Linked DNA regions of Mus musculus: region 1 is linked to region 2. A link is a loop called in an ENCODE intact Hi-C map of the cell type or tissue named here. Cell type or tissue: heart. All regions are shown on one strand.

Region 1 (8,000 bases), 67 kb before region 2:
CACTTCCTCTTTCAAGGCCACAGCTCCCACATCTACCCAGATAGTGAAGCCACCTGAGGACCAAATATTAAACTCTCTGTGCCTACAGACGTTCTCATTCAAACCACCGCAGTTTGTTTGAATTTTTTTAATGTAAGGTGGTTATGTTCTATTTCTTTTCCTTATGTTATTTATTTATTTTCCCACGTGGAGAGCCATTATTCTAATAGTACTCATTGAAGAGACTTTGCACTTAAAACATGATTTTCCTTTGGGCTGAAGAGATGTCTCAGCACAGGTGTTGCTTTTCCAGAGGATCTGAGTTCAATTCCCAGCACCCATGTTGGGCAGCTGAACTGCCTCTAGCTACAACTTCAGGGGACCTGTCATACTCCATGGGCACCTGTACACGTGGTACCCACTCACAAAGACACACACATGATTTAAAAAAATGAAAAGCAATGAATTTAAAAACTGTATGTGTATTGGTGCTCAGCCCGCATGAATGTCTGTGTGCTAAGTACACGCCTGGTGCCTGAAGGAGCCAGAAGGGGGCATCATATCCCAAGAGACTGGAGTTACAGACCATTCTGAGCCTCCATGTGGGTGCTAGGAACTGAACCCAGGTCCTCTGGAAGTGCAGTCAGTGCTCTTAACTGCTGAGCCATCTCTCCAGTCATATCTGCACCTTTATTGAGGATCTGTGGAGATGTGTGTAAGCCTGTTTATAGGTTGTCTAATCTGTCCATCTTTGGATCTGTCTCTCATATGTGCCATGAACTTTGTAACGCTATGCAACTAGCATGATCTCTACTGGAAATCAAAGAAACCAAGGATTACAGTAACCCAGTACATTCTCCTCAGGCTGTTAGGGGTTGGGTCAGAACCAGCCTGCATCTGCCTTACTGATTCTGATTCTAGGTCCTTTTAATGCCTTGTGCTGCCTGATGGTCCTAGACGAGGATGTGACTTACAAGATGTCCGACAGGGGCTAAGACCAGCAACCTCTTTCTGTGAGGGTTTTTGGAATCTTGGCTCAGCTGGCGATGATGGAGACCTCTCAGTCACGGTGCCTTAGGACCTTTGCTGTTTGTCATGGTATTGAGCCAGGGCTACCAGCATCTTCTGTGAGACCTTGACCACAATTGGGTTTCTCTGCTTCAAATTGATTTTTTTTCTCCTCTGAAGTCACTTCATTTTAGTTTAGAATTTTATCGCTATAATACCACATCCATGGCAACTTTTTCTACCCTGAGACAGGGATAGCTCTTGCTATCCTGAAATTGACTCTGTAGACCAGGCTGGCCTCAAATTCATAGAGATTTACACATCTCTGCGTCCCGAGTGCTGGGATGATACGTGTGTGCCATCTTGCCTAGCAAATAACAGGATTATTATAAAAGAAAACATTGAATTGGGGGTGACTTAGAGTTTAGAAGTTTTTAGTTCATTGTCATCATGGCAGGGAGCATGGCAGCCTACAGGCAGAAGGAGCTGAGAATTCTACATCTGGGGGCTGGAGATATGGCTCAGCCGTTTCCAGAGGATCCGAGTTCAATTCCCAGCAACCACATGGTGGCTCACAACCAACAGTAATGAGATCTGATGCCTTCTTCTGGTGTGTCTGAAGACAGCAACATCTACATCTGGATCAATAGGCTGCAGAGAGAGGGGGAGGGAGGGAAGGAGAGAGAGAGAGAGAGAGAGAGAGAGAGACAGACAGACAGACAGACAGACAGACACTGGGCCTGACTTGAGTGTCTGAAACCTCAAAGCCCACCCCCAGTGACATACTTTCTCCAACAAGGCCACACCTAATCCAACAGGCCACAGCTTCTACTAGTGCCCCTCCCTAGGAGGGACATTTTCATTCAAAGCACCGGATACTTTTCATGGGCCCTGATTCTGAGGGATTCCTCTTGTCAGTCTGAAGGCCAGCTGCTCCGTGGGAGGCCAGCTGCTTCATGGGAGGCGTCACTGAACTGGAAACTGTGCTAAAAAATCCCCTAGGAAAGATGGAATCTAGGTTGGCTCTTCACGTGGAATATCTTTAAGGTTTGGAAGCCAAAAGCCAGTTTGAAAAAAAAAAACAAAACAAAACAGGGCCTGGAGAGATGGCTCAGTGGTTAATAGGACTGGCTGTTCTTCCTGGGTTCAGTCCCCAGCACCCACATGGTGGCTCACCTGTAACTAGCTAATACTCTTTTCTAGCCTCCATGGTCTCTGGCACGCACGTGGTGCTCCTAAAGTCATGCCGGCTCACACACATATACATTTAACAAACCCACAATTGTATTTCAAACATGAAAGGGTTGAACCTTTTCCTGAGACAGGATTTCTCTTTGTAGACACGGCTGTCCTGGAAATCTCTTCATAAACTAGGCTGGCCTCAAACTCAGAAATCTGAGTGTTGGGATTAGAGGGACGAACCACCACTGCCCAGCTCAAAGGGTTGGCTTTCGATCAAAATCACAGGGGCTGGGGAGATGGTTCCACGGGTAAGAGTGCATTGCACGAGGACCCGTTTGAATCTCACACCCACTTTACAAGCTGGGAATGGCTGCATGTGCCTTTAACCTCCAAACTGGGAGGCAGAAATGAGCAGATTACAAGCATTCGCTGACCAGGCAGCCTTACCAAAAAGTGATGAGTGTGGGGGCTCATTGAGAGATCCTGCTTTATGTCAGTAAGGCAGACAGTGATAGAAGGATACACTTGATATCATGTTTTGGCCTCTGCATGTCTGAACACTGACATGTGATATGTGTGCAACACACACACACACACACACACACACACACACAGAGTCAAATAACAAAACTATGGTTTAAAGATCTTAATTGTAGCCAGGCTTGGTGGCACACACGTTTAACCCCAGCACTTGGGGAGGCAGAGGCAGATGTGTCTCTGAGTTCGAGGCCATTCTGGTCCATAGAAAGTGAGTTCCATGAGAGCCAGGGCTGCATAGTGAGATCCTGTCTCAAAAAAAAAAAAACAAAAACAAAAACAAAAACAAAAACAAAGCAAAACAAAAGCAGTAAAGCTGAAGTTGGTCTTCTAGATAGGAATGAGCTGAAGAAAGCAGGTAGAAGTTACTGTCTCTGCATAGTAGAGGCAGGGAGAAGGGACAATAGAGAAAAAGCTGCCTAATATCTGGTTGATCCAGCTTGCTCTTTTTGGTTAAGGGTTTATGCACAGAGAATCATTACATAAACTGGTCATCGCTAATTTCCTAATTTCTTGAGAGGTCAGTTTAGCTTCAGCTTATTGGTGTGGGATTTTATTACCCGTGACTCCGTTTTTTGATTTTCAGCTTGTTTGACGGGACCTGTATCACACCAAAATCCCAGACGAGGACAGGGCAAGCAGTTTTTAAGAGAACGTAAATTTTCATAAGCAGTAGTGTGCCGATTTGTGGAGGACACACAGTGAATAGCGTTCGAATTCGGAGTCAGATACTCATCTGGTGCTGAAGGCAAAGCTGGTGGGCGCTGAAAGATGGGAGGTTTCCCTCTGTGAGAAGGGGGCACCTGGTAAAGATTCAGGAGACCTCCCTACTAGATTGGCAGGAATCAGTTCATCACCGCATGATTGACACTTACTTCTGTTGGCTGTTGGAAAACAAAGCATGTTTGATGCCTTGTTATTATCACAAACGCTGTTAGAAGTGCTTTAATGTTATCTTACAAGTGTTAGAAGTGCTTTAGTGCTATCCACCTCCCTCTACGTATTCATTAAGACTTTTTGGCTGGGCAATATAAATTAATACATCGTTAGTTTAATTCTATGGGAGTATCAACAGCTGTGGCTGACAATGAATCCCTTTACTGATAAGGCACACTTGAGAACACACATAGCATCCACCTTCTCTTTTCTCTTTTTCTTTTCTTTTCCTTTCTTTTCTCTCTTTCTTCCTTTCTTTCTTTCTTTCTTTCTTTCTTTCTTTCTTTCTTTCTTTCTTCTTTCCTTCCTTCCTTCCTCTCTCTCTCTCTCTCTCTCTCTCTCTCTCTCTCTCTCTCTCTCTCTCTCTCTCTCTCTTTTTTTAACAGGATTTCTCTGTATAGCCCTGGCTGTCCTGAAACTCACTCTGTAGACCAGGCTGGCCTCAAACTCAGAAATCCACCTGCCTCTGCCTCCCAAGTGCTGGGACTAAAGGTGTGTGCCACCACTGCCGGGCTTCGATATAATTCTTTATAAAAACTTTTATCTTATGCATATTTATGGTTTACCTGTGTATGTCTGTGCATCACATTCAAGACTTACAGATTAGTTGTGAGCCCCCATGTGGGGAGTCAGAACTGGGTCCTCTGAAAGGGTTGTCAGTGTTAACCGCTGAGCCATCCCTCAGCCCTATAGACTGTAGTTCTCGATTTTGGAGCAGAGATCAGAAGGAACCCTGAAGACTAGATTTGGGTACTAAACTTGGGGAGAGTCCCGCGGGTGTGAACTGCCTGAACTGTTCTGTTGGCTATGTGGAGGAACTACCTTGTATCAAAGGGAGGCTTGCAGGTTCTGGGGCCCTTCCTGACCAAGGCGGAGGCTAAGGCGTTAGCTAGGGCACAGCCGTAAAGTAGTCCAATGTCAAAAGAAGATTTACAACTAAGTCCAAAAAAAAAAAAAGTCTTTAAAATGTGTCTTACATCCAGTTTGGAGCAAGAAACCTGGTCGTCAGCTGTCCGTGGCTCCCCAGGAGGGGGCTCGCACCCCTCAGCCTGTGCCATCAGCTCTGACTCAAGCTCAGTTGCGGCTGCGGAGGACCAAGGGCGCGCGCGGGAGGCGCCCAAACCGGCGGGGAAGCCCGGTCTCGGGTGTCCCCGCCCACAGGGGCGCGGCCGCGCGGCGCTGTCATTGGTGCCCTGGAAGCTGACGCGCAGCACTGGCCGTGGCCGTGGGGCCCGCGGAGGGCGGCGCGCGGCTGATGAAACCGGCTCGGATTCCGCCCGCGTGCGCCATCCCCTCAGCTAGCAGGTGTGAGAGGCTTTCTACCCGCGGTCTCCACACAGCTCAACATCTTGCCGCCTCCTCCGTGAGTACGCGATCCTTGTGATTGCCCAGGAAGCTCTGAAAGCCTGAGTCACCTCGGTGTGCGTGTGTGTCTGTGTGTGTGGCCTCGGGTGGCGTTTCAGGCAGGGCGAGGGTTCTTCTTATCCTCTCCATCTCCGGGGGATGGGTGCGTGGGGCGGGCACCAGTGTTCCGGTCGCCTCCTCCGAGTCCATCTTGGTCCTTTGCAGGCGCGGCGTGGTGCATGATGCAACAGCGGGAGGGAGTGAACACGGGCGACCCGGGTGACGCCCGCCACGCGTGGCGCCGTGTGTAGGCTCCACGTGGGCGCGGGGACCCATCTACGCAGGCTGCCCCGGGTGGCATCCGGAGTCACGGCAGTCTGGGAGACCTTCCCTTACATGGCGCGGTGCGCGGCACCCCGCCCCGCCACGCGGTCCCGGGCAGTGTCGTCAGCCGAGCCGCGCGCAGGATGGACTCTTGTCAGGTCTCGCAGGCATGACCCGAGACCTGAGATTCCTGTCCTCCGGGTCGCCTCATAGTCTCCAGAGGTCCCTTTGGAGGGACTCCCTCTTGGGTGGGTTTTCCTTGTGACCCGATTCGGCCTGCACAGACTGTTCTTCCAGATGGTGTGGAGTGGGAGGAAGTTCTTCCGGCTCCGTAGACAACCTGTGCTCCGTGTGTTTCTGTCCAGTGGAAGACTTCCTGGGCACGATCAGGTCACCAGCCAAGGGTGTCCGCAGAGCAGTCCAGTGTCGCTCGCTCCAGCCCACTGCTGTGTGGACTTGTGTGTTAAGATAGCCAGACATGTGCTGGGATAGGCAGACATGTGCTGGGATAGGCAGACATGTGCTGTCAGGAAAACAAAACAAACTAAAAAACTACATTTCCCAGCACCCACAGTTATACTCTCACGTGCAGGAGGACAGGGTTTCAACCATAGGTGTATTTCTTCTAAAGGTGAGTAAACTTTCACTAGAATCCGGAGCGTTATCTTCTGCGTTATCTTTTGGTTGACTGTCTTAGCTGTCATGGAGTCAGCTGGTAATTGGGATTTTTGTAACATTTCTTGCCCTTCATGTGTGGTTAAGATAATAGGAAACCTCGACACAGTCATCCCCCTGGTATTTTTAGTTGGTCTCAATGGAAATTATTATTTTGACTAGAGCACACCCTTCTGCCACTAAAACAAAAGGGCGTGACTCACGAGATCAGAATAGACATTTAGAGGGGGAAAGTCACCCCATGAATTGAAACAGCTCTGAAAAGTTTAGCGTTTTGAGATCATGTTTTACTTAAGGGTGAAATTTAGAGGGTATATAAGGGAGGGTGGGGGGGGGTGAATAAACCAAAGGAACTAGTTAAGTAGAGATAAGAGATACCCCAGTGGCTAGGGCTGAATCTCACAGCCCCAGGGCTCTTTCTTGGCCCATAATTACAGGTTTTAGATTATTATTATTATTTTTTAAAGGTATGAAGACAAGCTGGCTCCCTTCGGGATTTCTCTTCTAAGACACATGGTCATTATTATATTTGGTAGATCAGTTTCTCCCCACCCCCACCTCACCCTGTGCTCCACCCACAACCCAGCTTCACAACCAGCCTCAAACTTGCTACTTTGCAAAAGATGACCTTGATCCTTTTGCCTCCCACTGTGTCCCTGGGATTACAGGCATTTGCGCGGATCCCAGTTCATGCAGAGCTGGAGAGCGTACCCAGGGGTCTCCTGCACACTCAGCTGCAGGTTTGCACAGTGGGCACCTGACAGGCCGGGTTATTTTTTCTCAGGCCCCAGGACACTTTTTTTTTTTTTGGGGGGATGTAATTAAATGCATTTATTGCTGTTTAAGCCTGCATTCTTTTCATTAGACCCGCCCGGCAGAAATAAGTAACTACATACATGGTCGCATTATGCTCAGGAAATTATGCCTTTCTCCAGAGTTAGAAGTATTTACTAATCCTAGGGAGGAGTATGAAGAAGGAAGACATGGTTAGGGGAAGAAATACCCGGTAACCTGGTGCTTGTCTGGATATCTGTGCCATGTTACCTACAGGCATCTCCTGAAATGTCTTGGTATTTCATCTGGTTCTTAGTCATCACTCCAGGCAGGACCTATAGATAAGACCTTAGAGCGGTGGCTCTCAACCTTTCTAGTGCTGCAACCCTTTAATACAGTTCCTCTTGCTGTGGTCACCGCCAACCATAAAATGATTTCGTTACTACTGCACAAGTGTAATTTTTGCCACTGTTATGAATCATAATGTAAATATATGATATGCAGGGTATCTGATATGGGACCCCTGTGAAAGGGTTGTTTACTCCCCAAAGGGTTGGGAAACCACTGCCCTAGTGTTTTCTTCATAGTTGGCCCCTTGGGGGTGGGGTGGGGCTGGGGACATAGGGAGTGGGTATTTGAGATTCGTGTGTGTGCTTGGGATTAATACCAGGGCCTCTCACATGCAAAACATATGCTAGGGACTGTGTCCCCTGGCCCACTGCCTGGATACATTTTAACAATCCATCCAGTAAGATTGGCTAGGGTTTCTATGTGAGGAGAGAGCAAGATGCTGTACTGAGGGAAAGGGGTAGGCTGGTCAAGAATCCTGTTGGGTGGAAGAGGGACATTCACGCTATTCATTTATATCTAGTCTAAAGGTTTACTTTTATTTATGTGGATGTGTCTGTGTGGATATTTGTCACGTGTGTGGGTACCCCTAAAAGCCAGAGAGTGTTGAATCCCTCGGAGCTTGGGTTACAAGCGGTTGTTGACGTCTGATATGGGTGCTGCTTATAAACTTGGGTCCTCTGGAGGAACAATAGTCTCTCTTAAATGCTGAGCCATCTTTCCAGTCCCGGGAGAAAAAGATTTTGGCAGACACAAAATAAAATGGCTAGTATATTCTCTCTCATTCATTCATTCATTCATTCATTCAAAGACTTGCTGTATAGACCAAACATGAGATCCTGCTGGCTCAGCCTCCAGAATGCTGGGGTTATATGTACACACTACCATGCCTG
Region 2 (8,000 bases):
ATTTTTCATGTTATTTCTTGAGAACTCTCTTCCAACCTTGAGCCTGACTTCAATTGAGCAATGCCTCTCATGGATAGGCTGAGTGAGGGTGGGGCTGGAAGTACCCAGATTACAGGTAGGTGGCAGTCCTGACCATAGGACCGCCAGAGGGCCACTCACAGCCCCATGTCTGTCTTCTCCCCAGCTGTGATGGCCTTCCTCTTTGAACTGAAGGACCTGGTGGACCTCATGTCCATTGGCACTCTCCTGGCTTACTCTTTGGTGGCTGCCTGTGTTTTGGTCTTACGGTACGTATGGCATCCCTGAGGTCAATGACAAATGGTAAACAGACGCTTGTGGCTGTTTTAACAGTGCTGACGAGGGGGGTTGTGAGTTCATAGTTTTCAGGCCATACTAGCTGAATTGGAGAATGTCGGGTAGGTGGGATGTGGTCGGTGGTACACCCAGCCCCCACCCCATCCACCAGGGTCCCTATCGTGTCCCCTATCTTTCTGGCTAAGTGTCCCCAGCACCAGCATTGGTCTGAATCTGGGATCGGAAACTTAGAAGGCATAGGGCAGTGACTTCAGTCGGCCCGACTGTTGGGGTAGATGATTCCCAGGACTGCATTAGAAGAACCTCGGGCCTATGTATACTGTAGCTTCTGAGTGTCTGTAGCTCTCAGGGACACTGGATTCTCATTGTTTTTATTTTAACGACAACAGCATTAAAGTGGCTTCAGGGCCACTGAAGCTGGGTGCTCTAGCGCCTCACCCACACAGAGCCTTCCCAAAGCCTATGCCTGTACCCCATCTTTGCTTGGACATGGAAGAACAGGCTTCTGCTCTAGGGATGTCCTGAGGTGGCATTTGTCATGAGAACATGCATTCACAGTGACTGTTTGTGGCACAACCATCGCTTCCTTTCCTCCTTCAGGCGTTTGTTAGAAAGCAAAAAGCCATTTCCATAAAGCCTGGGCTGATCCCTGCTAGCAACTGCAAATTCAGCCTAAACTAGTTCATAGACCTCTTCAATTCTAGAGGCTCAACCCTAACATGTTCTTTGAGACCCACCTACTTTCTTTCTTTTTTTTTTAAATTTATTTTATGTATGCAAGTGCACTGTAGCTGTGTTCAGACACACCAGAAGAGGGCATTGGATCCGATTACAGAAGATGGTTGTGAGCCACCATGTGGTTGCTGGGATTTGAACTCAGGACCTCTGGAAGAGCAGTCAGTGCTCTCAACCGCTGAGCCATCTCTTCAGCCCCCACCTACTTTCTTAATTGGCTAAAATACAATGCCTTCGTGAGTCTGTAGGAAGAACAGTTAACTAGCTTGATACCCTTGATACACACGCTTCTTGCGCTTGGACTTGATTGTCCTCAAAACAATTCAAAAGGGACTCTGCTTTTCAAAGCTGTTGAGGATGGACGGTCTGGTTGGGAAGGCAAGGACCTGCCCTCATGTAATCACATGCTTCATCTGCAGGTAGCCTGGGTCATTAGAGGCTCAACCCTAACGTGGGGCTCAACCATTCCACAGGGTCCATTCTTCACAGGCTCTGTCGGTACGCACTCCATGGAACTTAGCGTTTTAGAATAGCTTTATCCAGTTACGGCATGTAGACAGAGCTTACCAGTCCTCCATTGATCTGTCCTTTGTTCTTGTATTGCTAGAGTCTGCACCGTTCTACTGGTTTATGACCTGTGTCCCAGGCACCTTAACCTTTGAATGCACAGTGAGAACTCAGACTGATGTGCGTGTCCTTTCTTAACAAAAGCCGCTATCAGCACTCATGCAGTGGGCATGTCTTTACAGGTACCAGCCAGAACAACCTAATCTGGTATACCAGATGGCCAGAACCACCGAGGAGCTAGATCGAGTAGATCAGAATGAGCTGGTCAGTGCCAGTGAATCACAGACAGGCTTTTTACCGGTAGCCGAGAAGTTTTCTCTGAAATCCATCCTCTCACCCAAGAACGTGGAGCCCTCCAAATTCTCAGGGCTAATTGTGAACATTTCAGCCGGCCTCCTAGGTAAGAGCTCCCGTTTTCCTGGGAAGGGGTTTGGAGTCTACGTCTGTGGTGCTGTGTGGCTTCTGCTCCACAGGCATGAGAGTTGGGTAGGGATGTGGGATGCTGGGAAAGATGAGGGTCTGGTTTGATACCCAGCTATGACACCAGCTTTTCATTCCTATGGAATTTATGACACAGAAGCAGTCTCCTTTTTTTTTTAATTAGGTATTTAGCTCATTTACATTTCCAATGCTATACCAAAAGTCCCCCATACCCACCCACCCCCACTCCCCTACCCACCCACTCCCCCTTTTTGGCCCTGGCATTCCCCTGTACTGGGGCATATAAAGTTTGCATGTCCAATGGGCCTCTCTTTCCACAGAAGCAGTCTCCTTTTGGAGGATTTGAATATATATATATATATATATATATATATATATATATATATATATATATATATATATATATATACACACATTATGTATATATGTATATATATGTGTATATATATCTTCAAATATATATCTTCAAATACATATACATATTGTATTATGTATATATGTATGTATATATACATATAATGTGTGTGTATATATGTATGTATGTGTATATATATGTATATATGTGTGTGTATATATGTATATATATGTGTATGTGTGTGTATGTATATGTGTGTGTGTATATATATATATATATATATATATAATTCCCCAATTCTAATTCTTTTCCTCTCTCACAGCCGCTCTTATCATCACCGTGTGCATTGTGGCCGTGCTTGGAAGAGAGGCCCTGGCCGAAGGGACACTGTGGGCAGTCTTTGTAATGACAGGGTCAGTCCTCCTCTGCATGCTGGTGACAGGCATCATCTGGAGACAGCCTGAGAGCAAGACCAAGCTCTCATTTAAGGTGAGCAGCTTGGCAGGCCTGCAGGAAAAATACCAATAGGTCGAGAGCGTGGTTTTTTTCTGTAAGAAAGCTGAACCTTTGTGGCTCGGCCAGACTTGGGAGCTTCGGGAGGCCAGTCTGGCCAGCTCACCTCAGGGACCCTCAGAGCACAAAATGTCTTGTTAAGCAGGAGCCCCTATGTCTCCCCAGTCCTCAGTTAGTAGGGCATACCCTGTCTCTAAGGGCCTCTTGTTAAATATCCTGATGAATTGCCTGACATTGTTTGGCCTTGGAGGTGACCCAAGGTATCTGCAGTTTTAATAATTTAATATAATAATAATAATAATAACAAATAATAATAATAATAACAATATCAACATAGTTTAACCTTGGGGATAAAATGGATATCCCTCTTCTAGTCTCTTTATGAGGAATGTTTGGGCAATTCTTTTTGGAGTGGGCTGTTGAGTTTGCCACCTCCCATCAGATCTGATGGCGCCTCATGTCTCTGCAGGTACCCTTTGTCCCCGTACTTCCTGTCTTGAGCATCTTCGTGAACATCTATCTCATGATGCAGCTGGACCAGGGCACGTGGGTCCGGTTTGCAGTGTGGATGCTGATAGGTATGTATGGGATGGTGTGTGCTTTGCTGGGTGAACCCGCATTCGATACCCAGCTTCTCTCTGTAAGGCCGAGCGTTTTCCCCTCCTGCTTCCTGACTGGCTAGTTAATGTAGCAGAACCCGCCTCCTTTCACCTCAGACAACATGGAGAAACAGGAGTTGTCAGTGGCTTACTCTAAAACTCCTGACACGTTGTGGAATCTCCTTCCCCTTTAGATACCTTTCATAGCCGGCTGCCCAAGAGAGTTCTCTCTCCAGGCATATCTTGAAGTTAAAAAAGCATGAGGTGAGAGAGATAGTTATTAAGAAAGCACCAGTTACTCTGGATAGGAAGGCTAAGTTGCACCTACTTGCCCAGTACCTGGCTCTGGGCTCTTCCGAGTACCTCTGCCAGTAGGACCACGAGCGTGTGGGAGCTGCTGGGAAGCTCTTGATGGAACGGCAGCTCTCGAGACAATCGGGGCTTGAGCAACCTGGGGATTGTGTACAGTTTAGTCCGGAGTTGTCTGCCTGGATGCTGGCCATCCCTCACTAGGGCTGATGTTGTGTCTCTCCCTACCAAGAGTGTGCCACTCTGTTCCCAATCTCCACCCCAGGCATCTGGCCTGGGGGCTGTAGAAGCTGGTTTCAGGCCTTCTCATTCTGTCTGATGGCCTAGGAGACCCTGGGCCCTGAGACCCTGGAACCTCGTGAGAAGCACCTTGCCTTATTTCTTTGTACATTCCAGGGACCTGTCTTCATTCGGCTTCAAAGTCTAGAGAGGTGCCCACAGCTCACTGTGACCCATTTCTTGGTGGTGGAGGTATGGGGTCTTCTCCTAAACTCCCCCTGCCTTGGGCCGGTGAGCCCTCGGGACTGTATTCCTGTGTGGGTTGCACAGGTGACCCTGAGCCATGTGTTCACAGTCCCTTGTGGGTCAGTCCTTTAAAGCATCACTGCAGATGTGGAGAGCCCTGGATGCTGGGTCAATACTGTGTACGGCCCTTGTTGACTGTCTCCTTCAGTCTAATGGGTTACTTAGGAAAAAAAAAAAAAATCAGAGCTACTAAGCCAGTCTAGGCTGGAAGTCCCAACCTGGGAAGGAACAGTGTCTCTCTGGTACTCTGATGCCACCTAGTGGTGGAAAACAGCTCAACGTCTTCTGTGACCTTCCACCCAGCCTGCTGCTCAGGGAAGCCCCTGTGCACCGCCCAGGATATACACAGTGCAAGCAGGACAGTGACTTTGGCTAATCCCATCCGGGGCCGTGTGTCGCCTCTCCGGGTGTCGAAGTCTACCTGGGCCCCCCCTGCGGGTCTGGCAGCCCTGCCTGCACTCTTCACCCTTCTGTCCCCTTTTCCCCCGTAGGTTTCACCATCTATTTCGGTTATGGGATCTGGCACAGTGAGGAAGCGTCCCTGGCTGCTGGCCAGGCAAAGACTCCTGACAGCAACTTGGACCAGTGCAAATGACGTGCAGCCCCACCCACCAGGGTGACAGCGGTTGACGGGTGCCCGTAGAAGCCTGGGACCCTCACAATCTCTCCACTCATGCCTCAGGATCAGCTCACACCCCCAATGTCACCAAAGCTGGTTTGCTGCCAGCTCGTGAGATCCTGGTCATTTCTGGACAGTCCCTTGGTTTACTCATCTCCCTCTGAACAAAGAAAGCAGCCCTTCTCCTTGCCGGCCGGCCGGGCGCTTCGCTGCTGCGGCCCCAGCAGAAGGGAGGCCCCCTTCTCCTCTCACTTGGGAAGCAGGCCTCCCTCCCTCCCTGGGACCACCCTGGCATCGCCCATGTGCACACTCCAGATGGCTAGTGAGCCTCTCCCTGTCAGCCCAGGACAGTCTCCTGACCACAAGATGCAAGACTATCCCAGCGAGGAAGCATGTGCCCCAACAGTGCTGCCCGACAGCCCATCAACTACAGAATACCTAAAGAGGAGGAACAGGCCCACATCTTACTGCTTTCTGGCTGGGGTGGTAGGATGGGGTCCCGGGTCTGCACAGAAGCATCTGTGCAGAACACAGCACGGTGTGAGCCGTTCAGGTGTGAGCCGCTCATCTCGAGCACAGAAGACGGGAGATCCCTGGAGTGACCAGTAGTGTCGAGATGAGACGGCCAGCTCAGCCCGCGTGGACTAGGGTGACATTCTCTGGTCTCATTCCTAGCAGGCCTGGGTTGGCTTTTGCTGCTCTTGGCGCCTTGTCCCCACTGTCCTGAGTCACTGGAACACAAGGCTGTATCCGTAGGGTTATTTCATTCTCTCGGGTCTTCTAAAGTTCTTCAGACAGGTGGCACTCAATGTGGGGTGGTGACGCCTTTCTGGCCACTGACGTGATCTGTGTGGCCTTTTACATCTAAGGAGTACTGCGGAGTCCTCCCCCTGCTGCTTGCTGTGAATCACTCCACTGGATTAACTTGGGGCTTAATGTTACCTTGGAAGATAGCCAAATCATTACCGACTGCCATATCAGCTTGCGGTTCAAGATGTGTGGCCTGCGCAGGAGATGGCTTGGGGTCCTATTGCTATTCCTCTTGTAGCTGTGGTGCCTTTGCCTGCTGCTGGTGAGATTTCCACCCTGGCCTGGACCTTATTCCCCTTCATTTCCCCTCCCCCACCCCACGCTCCATATCTCTCGGGGTGTGGCCTGAGGGCTGACACCTCTTCATTTACTCTTTGTAGATAGAAACTGCTTGAGAGTGCTGGTGGATTCTCAGAACCAGCAGGGTGCCCTTCCCCCACCCCACATCCCCCTTCCACCATATTGGGGTGGCGAAGCCTAGTGTCTTAGTCTAATGTTAATGCTGTTTATAAAGCCAAGCTTTCTTTTCTGTCTGGCTTTTGACCCAAGTCTGGTGGAAACAGGCTGAGTAGGTAGACTGATGGCCCTGTCTTTCCTCTGCTTTGGAAGATTCTTGAGAATGGAAGAGTTAGTGGGGCTGGACAGGCGTGTAGCCTAGTGGTAGCACACTTCCCCAGCCTACACAGGGCCTCAGCTTCCACCCCCAGCACTACGTATGGAAAATTAGGGAGATTAGAGAAACCACCTAATTGCTGGGTCAGCCAGTGGAGGACAGCTGAGCATCCAAGAGCCAGGCCCTGACCACCGTCCAGGCACTTTGTCTCCTAGGCTGCCTGAAAACACTGCAAAGGGAGTATTATAAGACCCTACATGTTGAGTTTCTAAAGGTATTTAAAGTTATGTAGATTGGTGCTGTAAAATATTTTGATAAATATTAACTTATTTTATTCGGGTCTTGATTACCTATTGTCTTCTTAGGGTCTGTTAAGTATCTGTCTGGGTTTTTTTTTTCCTTGTTACTTGAGAGAGAGAGAGAGAGAGAGAGAGAGAGAGAGAGAGAGAGAGGGCCCAGTGAGGTGTTGGAAGAATCTTTTAAAGTTTAGTGTCTTTGGCTTCTTTTTTGAGACAAGGTTTCACACTCTAGCTGGCCTGGAATAGGATTATCGTTGCCCAGTGTGGCCTCTGCCTCAGGCTCCCGAGTGCTAAGAGCATAGGCGTGAGCCTCCGCTCCTCCTGCTGAACTGTCTCTTGCTTTCTGGGTAAAACCTCCCTGTCTAAGGCAGCCTAACCATGTGTTTACAGTTGACGTTTCAGCCAGCAGCTTGTATCCCACCAAGGGGAAAGGTGTGTATCTAGGGGTTTGATCTGTCACCATCCCTCCTGAGGACCGCAAGCAACGGTCTATATATACATCTGTTCTATATGTTTCCCTGTGCGACACAGGAGCAAACACAGGCCCTGGCGGGGTGGGGTGGGGTCGGGGGGGGGGGCATCCTGAACCCACTTCCTAGTCAGGAAAAGATGCTTGAAGGCGGTGTGCCTAGTTAGTTGATTGGCCACTGAGCTCTTACTAAGAGTGGACACTTTTGGGGGTACACAGGAACAATGATGTATATAGTTATGCCTGGAGCGAGCCTCTAATGTGCTTTTTATTATGCCCCCAGTTCCTTCTGAAAGGAAAACACAAGCCCCAAACCCAAACAACACACACACACACACACACACACACACACACACACACACACACACACACACACATCCCTCCAGACCAACAGCAGGTGGTATCCCGTCTCCTAGCCTCCTGCCCAAAGAAGAGTCCCATTGGGTTTCAAAGCATGGCCAGCATTTCCTACCTAGCTGGAACTTAGACATTCTAAAGACACATTCCCATGCCTTGTTTACCTGCAGCTAGTATATTCACATTGAAAAGACCCATTTTTCCAGGAGCCTGTGCTCTTCCTGTCTCTGGGTCTAAGTTCATGAAGAAGCCAATACCCAGGAGTGGGGCACAAGATGTCTCCACCTTTCAGAAGGTGGCCCTGGTCATGGTGGTAGTGGTAGGTGGTGTCTATAGAGACATTAACCCTCCCACCCCACACCCCCGTGTATATTTGTGGAAGGGTGGGTGCACACCTAGGCCCATCCCCCATCCCTGCCCATCTCCTACAGCCAGGCCTTTGTGGATTTATTTTGCAAACAAAGAAAAAATGAG

Evidence for each region. A loop is a pair of places that touch in the nucleus more often than their neighbours do. Peaks named below come from ENCODE experiments on the same cell type or tissue, not always from the same donor. Only the 100,000 strongest peaks of a DNase experiment are listed, where the experiment ranks them.
Region 1: a loop joins it to region 2, with 3 times the contacts of the local background. A loop is called at or near these places in 8 of 42 quality-filtered maps.

Annotation. Positions count from the first base shown.
Region 1 is chr5:148,396,734-148,404,733 of GRCm38, reverse strand. Slc7a1 (solute carrier family 7 (cationic amino acid transporter, y+ system), member 1) reads left to right here and starts at 4,830. Exons shown (of 13, transcript NM_007513.4): 1 at 4,830-5,005. In heart, no CTCF peak of the experiment used is centred here; a DNase peak (open chromatin) is centred at 4,823; H3K4me3 peaks cover 2,642 bases; H3K27ac peaks cover 1,751 bases; H3K27me3 peaks cover 414 bases.
Region 2 is chr5:148,329,394-148,337,393 of GRCm38, reverse strand. Slc7a1 (solute carrier family 7 (cationic amino acid transporter, y+ system), member 1) reads left to right here. Exons shown (of 13, transcript NM_007513.4): 9 at 185-287; 10 at 1,800-2,017; 11 at 2,736-2,902; 12 at 3,396-3,504; 13 at 4,851-8,000. The coding sequence ends at 4,954. Among named protein-coding and RNA genes, the nearest start is that of Slc7a1, 67 kb to the left of the region's middle. In heart, no CTCF peak of the experiment used is centred here; a DNase peak (open chromatin) is centred at 4,763.